Linked DNA regions of Homo sapiens: region 2 is linked to region 1. A link is a loop called in an ENCODE intact Hi-C map of the cell type or tissue named here. Cell type or tissue: mammary epithelial cell. All regions are shown on one strand. Links, peaks and the distances in the headings refer to the core of each region. The heading gives the core; the rest is flanking DNA.

The links. Peaks named below come from ENCODE experiments on the same cell type or tissue, not always from the same donor. Only the 100,000 strongest peaks of a DNase experiment are listed, where the experiment ranks them.
Region 2: it touches region 1 in a loop (2.3-fold over the local background); 3 of 110 quality-filtered maps call a loop at or near these places.

Annotation. Positions count from the first base shown.
Region 1 is chr7:121,436,825-121,439,748 of GRCh38, forward strand. No RefSeq gene overlaps it. Among named protein-coding and RNA genes, the nearest start is that of FAM3C, 42 kb to the left of the region's middle. RefSeq lists an enhancer at 1,611-1,905. In mammary epithelial cell, for the core only: no CTCF peak of the experiment used is centred there; a DNase peak (open chromatin) is centred at 1,327; H3K27ac peaks cover 978 bases.
Region 2 is chr7:121,513,690-121,516,613 of GRCh38, forward strand. No RefSeq gene overlaps it. Among named protein-coding and RNA genes, the nearest start is that of FAM3C, 120 kb to the left of the region's middle. In mammary epithelial cell, for the core only: no CTCF peak of the experiment used is centred there; DNase peaks (open chromatin) are centred at 1,732 and 2,532; H3K27ac peaks cover 880 bases.

The DNA of each region.
Region 1 (2,924 bases), core at 219-2,718:
GCAGAGGCTGGAGGAAGCGGTGTCTGATTTGCATAGGACTCAGGGGATTGGTTTGACCAGGCATGTCATTCATGTAACCCATGAAAAAGCTGGCCCTCCCACCCTAATATGCAAATGAAGGGCGCCATGATGTTCTACACACGTGGGGATATGTGGGGGTGGCCATGTTACCAGGAACATGTGGGGCAAGGTCAAGAAGACCCTGGGAATCACTATGTTTGGGTGGACCCAGTTTCTAATGGCCTGTTTTTGCATATCAAAGGTTGCCAGCCTGGCTCTAAGAGCAGGGGCTTTACAGGAAACTTTTCTGGAGATGCTTTTTAAAAAAATGAAAACTTCCCAAGGACCCCTTTTCCTCTCTATCTGCCTAAAATAATTTCTTAATAACTCCTATCACATCGTCTAGACATTTTTCTAGGTGCTGGGCACAAAGCATTGAACAATAAGGATAAAATCCTTGTCTTCATATTGCTTACATTTTATTTGGATCACAGACAGTAAGTAATTTTAAAAACTATATTAAGGTTGCAATTAACTTTCTTTGTTAGACAAATAGTGCCAATATGATCTTAAGAATCTAGAAAAAATTAGAACTTGGCTTCTTTAAATGACTGCTTAATGGGTTGCTTATTATTTCCCACACCCCTGTGTTTCTCTGAAGAACAAAAGATAGAGGAACGAAATGAAGGGGAGAAAGGTGATACAATAAGGATTCCTAAAGACAACAGGCCAGGCCAGGTGCAGTGGCTCATGCTTGTAATCTCAGCACTTTGGGAGGCTCAGACAGGAGGATTGCTTGAGCCCAGGTATTTGAGACCAGCCTGGGCAACATAGCAAGACTTCGTCTCGACTAAAAAAATGATAAAAATTAGTCAGGCATGGTGGTGTCCACCTGTAGTCCTAGCTTCTCAGGAGGTTGAGGTATGAGGATTGCTTGAACTCAAGAGTTGGAGGCTGCAGTAGTGAGCTATAACCGTGCCATTGCACTCCAGTGAGACCTCGTCTTAGGAAAAAAAAAAAAAAAAACCCGAAAGGGAACAAGACAACTCCAAGTGGCTCTAAAGAAGGCACCTTCACAGAATTCTGAAGAGGGAGTCTGTCTTGGGGCACATTATTCCAGATTTTTATCTCCTCAAATGGATGATCTGATATATGAAGTCACCCCCCTTATCATATCAGCTGGAACCTTCCTCCAGGGTGCAGATCCTTTCCTTTTTATTTATATGAAGAGCCTCCCTACATATTTGCACTCATGCCTTCCACATTGATAAATGGCTTTCACTTAGTGCTATGACAACTCTTCTCTGGAACTCTCTCAGTTCTCAACTCATGATTAATAGTTTCAGTTAACATTCTTTCCTTTACTTATCTTAGTAATTTACAGAGATGAACTTGCTCTCTCTGTTGTAACAAGTACAAGTATACGTAGCTTCACATTTTATACATTCCATTAGAAAATGGTGCAGAAAAGGAGGATCTCTGACCAGATAAAAGAGAGGGTCTCTGGTCTCTGACTAGATAAAGATAGTTCCCCTAATCCTTCTTGACCACAGATATTACTTTTGGTCAGCATCCAAAATCTTTTTAATAAGAAGGTAAGCAGTCTGTCCGTTCTCAGATCTCAAACTCCATGCTGGGAGAACCACTACTCTCTTCAAAGCTGTCACATAGGGACATTTAAGTCTGCAGAGGTTTCTGCGTCTTTTGTTCGGGTATGCCCTGCCCCCAGAGGTGGAGTCTACTAAGGCAGGCAGGCCTCCTTGAGCTGCGGTGGGCTCCACCCAGTTCGAGCTTCCCAGCTGCTTTGTTTACCAGCTCAAGCCTCAGCAATGGCAGGCGCCCCTCCCCCACCCTCGCTGCCGCCTTGCAGTTCCATCTCAGTCTGCTGTGCTAGCAATGAGCGAGGCTTCGTGGGTGTGGGACCCATGCCCTCTCTGACCTCTCCTATTCAACATAGTGTTGGAAGTTCTGGCCAGGGCAATCAGGCAGGAGAAAGAAATAAAGATATTCAATTAGGAAAAGAGGAAGTCAAATTGTCCCTGTTTGCAGATGACATGATTGTATATTTAGAAAACCCCATCGTTTCAGTCCAAAATCTCCTTAAGCTGATAAGCAACTTAGGCAAAGTCTCAGGATACACAATCAATGTGGAAAAATCACAAGCATTCTTATACACCAATAACAGACAGAGAGCCAAATCATGAGTGAACTCCCATTCACAATTGCTTCAAAGAGAATATAATACTTAGGAATCCAACTTACAAGGGATGTGAAGGAACTCTTCAAGGAGAACTGCAAACCACTGCTCAACGAAATAAAAGAGGATACAGGCAAATGGAAGAACATTCCCTGCTCATGGATAGGAAGAATCAATAGCATGAAAATGGCCATACTGCCCAAGGTAATTTATAGATTCGATGCCATCCCCATCAAGCTACCAAAGACTTTCTTCACAGAATTGGAAAAAACTACTTTAAAGTTCATATGAAACCAAAAAAGAGCCCGCATTGTGAAGACAATCCTAAGCCAAAAGAACAAAGCTGGAGGCATCACGCTACCTGACTTCAAACTATACTACAAGGCTACAGTTACCAAAACAGCATGGTACTGGTACCAAAACAGAGATATAGACCAATGGAACAGAACAGAACCCTCAGAAATAATACCACACATCTACAACCATCTGATCTTTGACAAACCTGAAAAAAACAAGCAATGGGGAAAGGATTCCCTATTTAATAAATGGTGCTGGGAAAACTGGCTAGCCATGTGTAGAAAGCTGAAACTGGATCCCTTCCTTACACCTTATACAAAAATTAATTCGAGGTGGATTAAAGACTTAAATGTTAGACCTAAAACCATAAAAACCCTAGAAGAAAACCTAGGCAATACCATTCAGGACATAGGCATAGGCAAGAACTTCA
Region 2 (2,924 bases), core at 176-2,675, 77 kb after region 1:
CTTTGTGAGGCATATTATTGATGCATAGGTCTGAATTAGCTCTACCTTCTCTTTACTCATTTCCACAATCAGGCCATGAACTCTGATTTTTTTTTCTCTGTTGAATGACAATTGCTTTAAGGAGAAAAAGATCAAATACTTGGTAAAATGGAAATTAAATACATGTTACATATTTGTGGTCAAACTCCAGAAACAATTGTAAGAAAAACAAAGGTGTATTTACTGGTTAAATCTTCAAACAATCTCTGAAGCAGATACTACTATTATGATTACTTTGCAGATGAAGACCAGACTCAGAGAGCTAATAACTGGTAGATCTGGGATTTGAACCCAGAAAGTGGGACTCCAGATCCTGCACTCTTAATCACTGCCTTAATCACTGAACTGGACTGAATCAAAGGGCCCAGTTGTCTGAGAAAATTGTTTGCCATATGCGCTTCGTCTTCCCTGTAGTTGTTGTGCAAGCATCATTTTGCTCCATACAAGGTTCACTCAAGCAGAATACTGAAAAAGATCAAAGCTCTTTATCCAGCTTAATAGTTTTAGAAAAAGAAAAGGCAGATTGAATCAACTGAAATAAGAAATGTACTCATAAAAACATGGCTATTTCTGCGGTACAACATAGCAACTATTAGAAAGTTTAAGAGAACTAAAGAGTTACTCTTGTTATGCATATGCACATTAATATAAATGGAAGCTCTCTGAGTACAGTGAAAAATCACTCCCTAGGCAGAGACTAGTATGAATGTTTCACGGGGCTAATGAATAGGAAGATTCTAGCTATTGGAATCAGGAAGGTTACTATATAATTCATAAAGGCTTTTAGTAATACACAAATGTCTGTTTTTTAAAAAGTGACGTAGACCATCTTTATCACAGTCACTTAAATTATTAATAAAACCATAGCTTTTAAGATGGTCTCAATAAAAATGAATTGTAACGCATGATTCGGAGATTGTTAAGGCAGACTTGTATTTTGTAATTTATGTGTTTGTGAAGTCTGCCTACTTGTTTTAGTTCTTTTAGTTTGCTTACCAACATAACAGCTTAGCTTTTTCTTCGAAGCCAAGGTACACGATAAAGCAGTTCTCAGGTACTTAAGTATAAAGACGAAAGGTACTCTTCCCACTGTCCCAGTTTGCCTTCTCTGTTGAGGATATGGAAGGATGCCTCTTAGGAAGACTATACTCCTCCAGTCAGAGGAAAGTGACTCCACTTTCAAAGTTTCCAATGTAATGCGTATATGTAAGATTTAAACTGTAAAATATTTTGGATGATTTGTTTTTACAGAAACACGTTTTACATAGCTGATGTTAAATGATATGGAGAATCCTACTGAGTAACCTCTGCCCTCAAGGAAGGATCATAAAATCTATTGGATACCTTATAGGGAAGCAATAGGGCACTTTAAAAGCCCCTCAGGTATTTCAGGCTGTTTTGGCTATTGTAACAAAATACTATAAACTGGGTAGTTCATAAACAAAAGGAATTTATTTCTCACAGTTCTAGAGGCTGGGAAATTCAAAATCAAGATTCCAGCAGGTTCAGTGTCTAGTGAGGATCTACTTTCGGGTTAGTAGATGGTGTCTTTTCACTGTGTCCTTATATGGTGGAAAGAGCGACCAAGCTCCCTCATGCCTCCTTTTTAAGTGCACTAATCACTTTCATGGAATGCTCCACCCTCATGACTTAATCACCTTCCAAAGTTCCCACTTCCTAATATATTACCTTGGTGGTTAGGATTTCAACATAGGCATTTCAGAGTGACACAAACATTCAAGACCATAGCATCAGGTACTATGATACTAGAAAGACACAAGAAAGGATTCTAGTTTCACTTCTCAGGATGACAAGACTTAATACATTCCTGAATATTCATTCCCTTGCTTGTAAAATGGAATGATGATAATATCAATCTTGTAAGATTTTTGCAAGGATTATAAATGTCTAATATGTCCTAGACTTAATAAGTCCAATATGGAACTCTCGGCTTCCCTTTCCTTAATGAAAAAAAATTTTGTCCCCGGCTTTCCCCAACTTATGAAATAGCAGGATCTTTCACCCAATTTCTCAACACAGAAACAGAAGACTTATACTTGATTACTTTCTTACTCTCATGCCTACATTCAATATTTTAGCAAGTTTGAAGAATGCTCACTTTAATATGAGTCCCAGATGTGGCCTCTTCTTACCGTCTTCCATTCTGACTCACCAGACTTCTCAATAGTTTCCAAAATGTTCTCTCTGCTTAGTCTTTCCTCCACGTTATTCTCAACACAAGAACCAGAATGACATTTTAAATGCATGCAATAGATCACCTCACTTTCTTGTTCAAAATTCTCCTCCAATGATTTCTTAACTCATTTAAAATGAAATGTAGTCTCTTCAACATGGCCTTCAAGATCCTACAAGATCTGGCTCCTCTCCCTCTCTCTCGCCCTCTCTCTCTCTTTCCCGCTTGTGTCCAATCACTTGATCTCCTGGCCATATCTTTCTAGCCATATTGATGGTCCTTTGTTCCTGGAATGTTCCTAACTCATTCTGATCTTATGAGTGTTTGCATGTGAAGTCATACCTGGCTGGCTCTGTCATGCCTCCTCACATAAGTCTTCCCTAACCATCTAGTAAAAACAGCCCCCAGCCATTACCACATTATCTTGTTGAACTCTCCTCACAGCACTTACGTCTATATAAAATTACCACCTCCATAAGGTTCACAGAGCAGGAACATTGGCTATTTTGTTCATTGTCATATCCCAAAGATACTTAATATAAGCAGATTACAATTGATCATTTAATTAACATTAGTTGAAGAAACGACTGGATTAATGTTAACATATATGCAAATTTAGGCATACAATAGGCACACAGCAAATGTAATATACATGTAGTAATTTAAAAAGGTACAAAACTCTGAAAGACAG